Linked DNA regions of Homo sapiens: all the other regions are linked to region 3. A link is a contact called in ENCODE Hi-C or POLR2A ChIA-PET data. All regions are on one chromosome and are shown on one strand. Each heading gives the region's core, a stretch centred on a gene start or an enhancer-like site at or near the end of the contact. The rest is flanking DNA. Distances are from core to core; before and after follow the strand shown.

Region 1 (2,700 bases), core at 69-2,568, 190 kb after region 3:
GAGATATAGGCTGGGCATGGTAGCTCATGCGTATAATCCCAGCACTTTGGGAGGCCAAAGCAGAAGGATCACTTGAGCCCAGGAGTTCGAGAACAGCCTGGGCAACATAGTGAGAACTCGTCTCTACAAAAAAATACAAAAATTAGCTGGGTATGGTGGCTCACACCTGTAGTCCCAGATACTCAGGAGGCTGAGGTGGGAGGATTGCTTGAGCCTGGGAGGTCAAGGCTGCAGTGAGCTGTGATTGTACGACTGCACTCCAGCCCGGGTGACAGAGTGAGACCCTGCTTCAAAAGAAAAATAAAATAAAAATAAAAATAGAGATATAATTTGCACAGCATAATATCCTTTTAAAAGTGTACATTCAGTAGATTTTAGTATATTCACAATGTTGTGCAACCATCATCACTATTTTATCACCTCAAAAAGAATTCCTGCAGCCATTAAGCCGTCACTGTCCTTTCCCTCCCTCCCCAGCTCCTGGCAACCATAAATCTGTCTCTATGCATTTGCCTATTCTGGATATTTCATATAAATAGAATCATACACTATGTGGCCTTTTGTGATTGACTTTTTTCACTCAGCTTGTTTTCAAGGTTTATCTATGATGTAGCCTGTATCAGTAGTTAATTGCTTTTCATGACTGAATAATATTCCACTGTATGGATATGCTACATTTTGTTTATCCATTCATCACTTGGACATTTAATTTGTTTCCTTTTTTTGCCTGTTATGAATAATGCTGCTATGAACACTGACATACAAGTTTTTGTGGGGGTATGTTTTCAAATCCCTTTCGTGTATATACCTAGGAGTAGAATTGCTGGGTCATATGCAAAGCTAATCATTTCTTGAACATTTACTAACACTGTAGGTATGACCCAGAAGGAGACATGTAACCTGCCTAGGCCTCAGTTTCTTCCTTAGTAAAACAGGGATGGTAACAGCACCCATTTTATAAGGTAGTGAGAATTAAATAAAATAATGCATCCACCGCGCTTAGTACAGCATCTGGCACACAGCTGGCTAAGTAGAGTAAGTTGAATGACTAGGGAGGGGGCCTCATCTCTGACCCTTCGCTGGGCCTCCGTTGACATCTGCAAATCAGGGGAGTGGGACAAGCGGGCCCCTGCCCGACAAGCTCTGCGCCTCTCAGGCTGGCGGTCCGCTGCAGAGGCTCCTGGACACCTTAGCCACCAAGATTCTGCAGAGCGGTGTTCAGGAGGGAAGCCCTGCCCAATCCGCAGGCCTGCGACCGGGGACGCTCACCTGCAACTTCTCCCGCCACTCTTTCAACTGCCACGCAGGGCCCGGAAGTAGATCTCCTGATAGCGGAAGTAGAAACTTTTCGAGACCGGAAGTGAGTGATCGAAAGCATGGCGTCGGTGGTGTTGGCGCTGAGGACCCGGACAGCCGGTAATGGGACGCAGTAGTCAGAGCGGGGTGAGGCGGGGAGGCAGAGTGGAGCTCCAGCAGGGAGGGAAGGAGGTGACACTGATCCCCGCGGAGGACCTTGGATGCGAGGGGAAGTGTGTGGGGTACTCCAGGTTTGAGGGACGGTGTCGCTGGTCACGTGACACATCCTGGGTGGAGCCGTGAGTGAGGGCGTTTGAAGAGCACTTGTCTTTCTCCTGCCTCAGCAGCACGGACGGGTTCCTTGGCGGTTGGGGATTTGGGTGGGTCCTTTCTCTGTAGAAGTATTAGTAACATTGGCATATTGGGGTTGAAAAAATTAATCTATTGATTCAGCAGATTGAGGTCTTACTTTGTGCTAGACACGGCGGTAGGTGTTCGGAAAATCAGCAGAAAACGTGAAGACTTGGCTTCTAGCCCCCGAACGGTTCTCTCTGGTGCATAAGGCAATAAATGAACATATAAAGTAGATGTAGACTGGCAAGTGCTGTGAAGAAGGATAATGTGTGTCTGTGTGTGTGTCTTTTTTTAGATTGGACGGTGAAGGAAGGCTTCTGAGGAGATAACATTTAAAACCTAAAGAATGACAGGCGGGGCGTGATGGCTCACGCCTGTAGTCCCAACACTTTGGGAGGCCTAGGTGGGCGGATCGCTTGAGCCCAGGAGTTCAAGACCGACTGGGCAACATGGCAAAACCCCATCTCTACAAAAAATACAAAAATTAGCTGGGTGTAGTGGCGCTTGCCTGTGGTCTCAGATACTCAGGAGGCTGAGGTGGGAGGATCACCTGAGCTCGGGAGGTCGAGGTTGCAGTGAGCTATGTTCATACCACTGCACTCCAGCCTGGGTGACAGAATGGGGCCCTATCCCCCCCCCCCAAAAAAAAAAGAATGACAGGAGACCTAGACCTGTGTAGAGTGAGGGACAGGAGAGTGACTTGAGCCAGTTTTACATTTTGAGAAGCAAACTATTGCTCTTATGTAAATTTAAAGGGGATAGGAGTGGAAATGAGGAAATCAAATGGAAAGTCGTAATAGCCCTGAGGAGAGATGATTTAGCCAAGATGTTTGTGGTGGCAGTGAACTTGGAGGAAAACGGATGAATTTGAGATCTGTTTTGGAGTTAGCATCCACAGAGCTTGCTGGTGAACAATATGTGAGGACAGCAAAGAGAAGGAATCTGCAATGACTCTGGTTTCTGCCTAAGCAACTGGATGAATGGTGGTACCATTTACTTTGAGGAGGAGGATGGGGAGTAGGGTGAAGAGCAAAGATTTGTGAGTGAGAT
Region 2 (2,700 bases), core at 9-2,508, 130 kb after region 3:
TCCTCATCTCAATCCCATCTACTGACCAGCCTTGATCCACTTAGTTTTCTCAGCAAATTAGGCAGAGTGATGTTAAGGCATTGCATGCTTTCTAGCATTCAGAAATCAGCAAGTTCAGAAAGTGTGATCTTGGAGTTCTAGCCAAAAAGGAGTCTGCATGTCCCTCCAACTCTTCCTACTTAGCCTTTTTAAAAACAAAAACAAATCTAGTTCTCTGAGACACAGCTTTGTTCTGACTTCTCCCTTTTCCATGTCCAGGCCCACACCCCATCTGATGTTGCTGAAAGTGCTGTCCTGACCATAGACTTAGTATCTGGCCGAGTTGAGTGGTAGGACAGGCTCAGTAGTGCACAGGGCTCCCCAGTGGTGCTGCTGAAGCTAACAGCCCTGATAACATGAGTGGCAGCCTGCTCTCTGTGTCTCAAGCACTTTCACATTTGCCATCTCACGGGGTCCTCCCAAGGACTGGTCACACCGGGAAGGCAGCTTTACTTACTGTGCTGCTGCAGAGGCAGTGAAGCTACTGGGAACTGAAATCCTCTGCCTGCCAGCTTCCATCCCACCCCTTGCACTGAGGACAGAAGGAAATAGGCCCAGGAGTAGGCAGCAAAGAATTAAAGCCATGTTAGTGAGCAGCTGATGAGGAGACAGGAGACTGCTAAGTTTAGTGGCCTGGGTCGGGGAGACTGGGGCTGATCCCCAAGTTTGCCCATGAAGGGGTTCCAACTCAGAGGCAGTGTCCTGGGGGTACAGCCCAGGCCTTGGCCCTTGCCCCTCCCCATCGGAATATTCTCCTTAAAGCCCACACTCCTTGCCCTCTGTGCCCATAAAGGAGAAGGAATCGAGAGTCTTGGACCAGAACTCGAAGTCACTGCAGCCACCAACCAAAGCCCCCTCCCCACCCAAGTCCACCAGGCCAAGCCAGCTTTTCCTATTGCCTAGGTGCTGGCGGGGGGCGGGGGAGGGGCGGGTACCTTCCCCCCAGTGCACTCGTCCAGAGGTGGGGCTTCCGAAGCTCGCCGGGACCTCCAAGTTCCTCTCCCGGGGAACTGCCCCGCCCCCTCTCTTCCCGCGGGGGGCCAGTACCTGAGGAAGCGGACACCCTGCAACCTGGCTTCCTGCCAACTCCGAGAGAGGGCGGCCCGGGCCCCCAGCACCCCCGAGCTCCCGGCGCACAGCCTCCCCAGGCGCAGCATCCCGACGTAGACAGCCATGGCTCGCTTTGCCCTGCGTCCCGGCCCGAGTAAACTTTTAAAGTGAGCCGGGGCGGGGCGGGCGCGCAGCGGGCGGGGAGGCGGGGAGGGTGGCCTCTGCCTATGGGGTGCGGCGGATTCGGTCTCCGCCGGCGGGGCGGGGCGGGGCGCGGCGGCGGCGACTTCGCGCGGGGCCACCTTCCCCTCCGACCCCGCGGCCCTCCCCCTCCCACCCTCGAAGAATAGCCCTGGTTTCCTCTGGATCCGAAGGCCCCAGCTGCAGTCCGAAACAGATCTTCCTCGCGACCATCCTCAGGGGCCTGGATGTTAGAAGCGCAAAAATTTGTTGATTTCCTAGAGGGAGAGCCAGCAGCACATCCGTGAGGGGCCAGATGGCAAGGTCAAGATCCATCCATCCCCTGCCCCCTCGGGTCACGTGCTGGCCCCGCTACTTGCGAGCCGGGGGCCAAAGGAGCAGGCGCGAAGCGTCCTTGAGGCATGCCAGCTGGAGCAGAGGGCCCCGCGGGGTTGGGGAGGCAGCCAGAACAAAGGGTGTCGCGGGTGAGCCCCCTGCGGGCCCGCTGGCGCCAGAGTCCCAGCTGAGGCCAGATGTCAGCTTCAGAAGGAACACCAGTTGTACCCCATCTCACAGGAGGCATCCTCCCATCCCTCCTCGGCGCCTCTGCCTTGACCTTCTGCACAGGGTTGGGGGCCGGACACGTAAGGTGGCCTCAGGGACTGGGACCTGTGTATTTCATCCTCCATCTGCCTGTCTTGGGGCCTGTGGCACAGTTCCCTGTGCTGCCCCAGGTGTGAATGGAAAGCAACCCTATGCCCCTCCTTAGGGTTCCTGAGGCCCAGGGGTGAGTGGGGTACTAAGACCTGGGCAGAGCTGCGGGACAGAGAAGGTGATAGCTCTGGTCCTGGCTAGGAAAAGTGGCACTGGGCACCAAAGAGTAGCACAGTTTATACCTGTTCCAGGTCCACACTGCCTCGGCCTAGCCATGACTCTTCCTCTAGAGAAGGAGCTGGAGAAGAATGGGGCAAAGGCCCTGGCAGTGTGACCTCCCCTCTCCTGACTGGAGGAGATGAAGTAAACCCTGCCAGGCAGAAGGGGTGGCTGAGAGTGGAGCCTGGCCTGAGGTGACCTTTGCCCTTATCTGGGAACTCTGGCTCCACTTGGGTCATGAGAAGGAGTCCATGCTGGGCCTCTTTATGATCTTGAGCGTGACCTCAAATCCTCCCTGGAACCCCGGTTCCTAGGGAGGGTCCCCACACTTCAGTTTCTGTGGGGTTGGGGCAGGAAGAGACAGAGGAACAAAGAGATCACCGGAGGCTGGGCCTGCAAGGGTGTGCTTTCCTAATTAGACTAACTGTCTTTGATAGCGGACCAGGGAATGTGGAGGGCTGGGGCATTCACAAGTCTGGGTTCCCAGCCGTGGCTGGCAGGCTTAGCCTCTAGCATGCTGGGTGACCCTGGGTAAACCACTGTCCCTCTCTTGGCCTA
Region 3 (2,700 bases), core at 1-2,500:
GCCTGGATCCCCACCCCCCCAACCCAGGAAGACTGAGGTGTGTGTACGCAGGTGGGGTAAGCCCGGGTTACCGACGAGACCTGCTCGCGTCTCCGCTCCCACTCTGGTGCCCCCTCCCCTCCCTGGCAGCCCCCCCCCCATCCGCCTACCCTCCGGGCTCACTTCGACTCACCTGGCGGTGGGTCTTCTTCCCCCCCGACCCCCGGCGGTGCGGCCCGTCCCCCTTCTGACCCCGCGCCTGGCCGTCGTGCCCCGAAGGATATGGGTTACAGACCGTGCGGAGACACCAGCTCCGCGGGCGGCTGTCCTGGCTCAAGTAGAAGAAAACCACCGGGGCCAGCGCCGGGTACGGCAGCCCCTCCGCCTCGGAGTCCGCGCTGCCCGGGTCCTTTTCTGCTGACCCCGGCCCCGGCCGGCCCCCGGCCCCCGACAGGTCGTTGAGCCGCATGAAGCTCCGGGGCTGTCCCGACTCCTCGGCGCCCGCTCCATCCTCCTCCTCGTCCATCCTCTGGCCAGCCGGGGCCCCGGGCGATCCGGAGAGGGGCAAGCGGCGCCCCTCAGAGGAGGTGTCCTCACGCAACCCGGGGGCCCCGGCGGGGGCACATCTGGTGGGCTCTAGGGCGCAAGCTGAGCCCCCGGGAGGGCCAGTTCAGCCCAGCTCCCCCTGCCCGCAGGGGCATGCTGCCCGCGGGGCGCCGGGGCGCAGGGAAACCCCGCCCGGCGCGAGTCCCGCTTCCCCTGCGCCCCTGGGGCTTCCCGGGCCAGCCGGCCGGCTCCCCCTCACTTTGTTCCGGCTTCTTCGCTTCGCGCCCAGGCTCCGGTTGCCGGATTCGGCGCTACCTTCGGCGAAGCCGCCCCGAGAGGGCGAACGAAAAGGGGGGCAGCGGCGGAGGGCGGGGGTCCGGGGAGGGGCGCCCCCTCTTCCCGCGGCGCAGCTGGAGCCGGATCTAAGGGGTCAGCATCGTCCCGGCTCCGCGCCAGGCGGCGGGGGAGGGGAGGAGGGATCTCTTTAGGGGTGGGCTTGGAGGGGGTGGGGGCGGCTCCTTCCCCCGCCCCGCCGCGGGCTCACTGTCCGGGAGGGGCGGGGAGACAGTGGGGGGCAGTCCCGGGCGGGAGTGGAGGCGGAGATGCCGCCGCCGCAGCCGCCGCGGTGGCTGCCGCTGCCGTAGCTGTCGCCGGCGCCACAGCCTCCTCCTCCGGCCGAGACGCGGAGCGAGCGAGCGAAAGCGGCGGCGAGGAGCCCCGCGCACACCACAGCTGGATCCCTCACTTCAACTTCAAGCCTCGGCCCCGCCCCCAGACAGCCCCGCAGCCAATCGCCGGACGCCGCCGGCCCCGAGCCGCGCGCCCATTGGCCGTCCGCCGTGGCAGTGCGGGCGGGAGCGCAGGGAGAGAACCACAGCTGGAATCCGATTCCCACCCCAAAACCCAGGACCGCCCCTCTCCCCTCCCCTTGCCCCTGGGTCCGCTCCCGAAGGCTGGAGCCAATCAGACTGCTGCCCAGACCGAACCCACTTTCCTATTGGCCATTGGGGTCTTTGGGACTCCCTTGGAGGGAGCCCGAAGAATCAGAGTATTCGGCGCGGGGTCCTGGCGTAGGGCCGCAGGCCCCAGGCATCCTTTGTCCACGACCCCTGATTTGGGCAGCAGCCGGAGGACGGAGCTCAGCTCTGGGCGGGCCTGGGGAAGAAAGGAGACAGGCGGCACGGGGGTGAGGGTTGTCACCAGGGGGTCCCAGAGCGAAATCCCAGGTCTCCACCTGGTTAATCTCCCACCCTGGAGTTGAGCTTGGCTGCGGGACTGGGGGAGGGAAGGAGCGGAGCTGGATGTCCTGGGGGTGGGGCTTCAGGCTGGAGGGGCCCAGTCTTGGAGAAACGGGCGGAGCTCGAGAAAGGCTAGGGTAGGCATGGTCTGGGCGTGGCCTCCACAAATCTCTTGGGCTTATTGGTCATACTCCCGAGTCAATTCTGAGACTTCGACCCTGACCTCGTAACCCTAACCCGCTGGACCTGACCTCACATTGACGCTCCTGGGCTTCATCCCTTTGCCCCTAGGGACCTTTTGAAGGGCGTGGACTCCACGCAGGGGCTTCGTGCTTGAACACGTGGCCCCAGGCAGGTCGCGCTGGACCGCAGAGCCCGGATCCCCAGGAGGGGCTGCGGAGCAGAGCGAGGACCCCTAAGAAGGAACCTGTGGGGGTCTCGAGTGTGTGGGAGGGGGCGGAAGCACAGAGCTGGGCTTTATCGACTCGACCTTCAAAGTCCCCACCACCGCCACCCCCCAACTTCGTGCCTCAGTTTCTCTTAAGTCCCTATGTGGCTTAGGGAAAGAGTGTCCGCGGAACTGGAACTTCGCGGGTCTGCCGCCTTCACTCACTCACCTTAACCCTACCGGCAGCGGGCCCTCGTGGGTTTGTGCTTTCCACGCGTGCACACGCACGCGCAGACCCCGGCCCTTGCCCCGCCTACCTCCCCGAGTTCTGGGGCTCAGTCGGCTCTAGCTCTCTCCTGCCGCCGGCGCCACTCCAGAAAGCTGTGGGTACCCGGGAGCGGAGCGCCGCGGGTGTGCTGGGCGCCGGTGGAGGGGGGAACAGCGAGGATTAGACGCCGGGAAGCACTTCCCCAACATCTGCGAGAGGTAGACACGGCGGAACCTAGTGGGTCAGTCAGTTCCCTCTCCGGAGATTTTGGGGCGCTTGCG

Evidence for each region. Hi-C counts contacts between places; a loop is a spot of excess contacts on that map. ChIA-PET counts read pairs that join two places held with the same protein, here RNA polymerase II (POLR2A). Pooled maps may share reads with other maps.
Region 1: a pooled map shows a loop between it and region 3 (2.9-fold over the local background). The contact joins the promoter of EME1 here to the promoter of CACNA1G in region 3. A Hi-C loop is called at or near these places in 3 of 50 pooled maps. POLR2A ChIA-PET finds 5 or more read pairs at or near these places in 4 of 52 experiments (AG04449, H1, HepG2 and 1 more).
Region 2: a map of CD4-positive, alpha-beta T cell shows a loop between it and region 3 (2.6-fold over the local background). The contact joins the promoter of ACSF2 here to the promoter of CACNA1G in region 3. A Hi-C loop is called at or near these places in 1 of 168 maps with a recorded cell type or tissue (CD4-positive, alpha-beta T cell) and 2 of 50 pooled maps. POLR2A ChIA-PET finds 5 or more read pairs at or near these places in 1 of 52 experiments (Panc1).

The regions. Positions count from the first base shown.
Region 1 is chr17:50,371,847-50,374,546 of GRCh38, reverse strand. It overlaps EME1 (essential meiotic structure-specific endonuclease 1), which reads right to left and starts at 1,318. Exons shown (of 9, transcript NM_152463.4): 1 at 1,270-1,318. It overlaps MRPL27 (mitochondrial ribosomal protein L27), which reads left to right and starts at 1,363. Exons shown (of 4, transcript NM_016504.3): 1 at 1,363-1,416. The coding sequence starts at 1,377. RefSeq lists enhancers at 1,000-1,219, 1,360-1,829.
Region 2 is chr17:50,424,776-50,427,475 of GRCh38, reverse strand. It overlaps ACSF2 (acyl-CoA synthetase family member 2), which reads right to left and starts at 1,258. Exons shown (of 16, transcript NM_025149.6): 1 at 1,087-1,258. The coding sequence starts at 1,214. RefSeq lists a silencer at 1,126-1,445 and an enhancer at 1,182-1,726.
Region 3 is chr17:50,559,265-50,561,964 of GRCh38, reverse strand. It overlaps CACNA1G (calcium voltage-gated channel subunit alpha1 G), which reads right to left and starts at 1,250. Exons shown (of 38, transcript NM_018896.5): 1 at 264-1,250. The coding sequence starts at 505. It overlaps CACNA1G-AS1 (CACNA1G antisense RNA 1), which reads left to right. Exons shown (of 2, transcript NR_038439.1): 1 at 1-37. RefSeq lists enhancers at 1-291, 1,651-1,700 and a silencer at 1,051-1,430.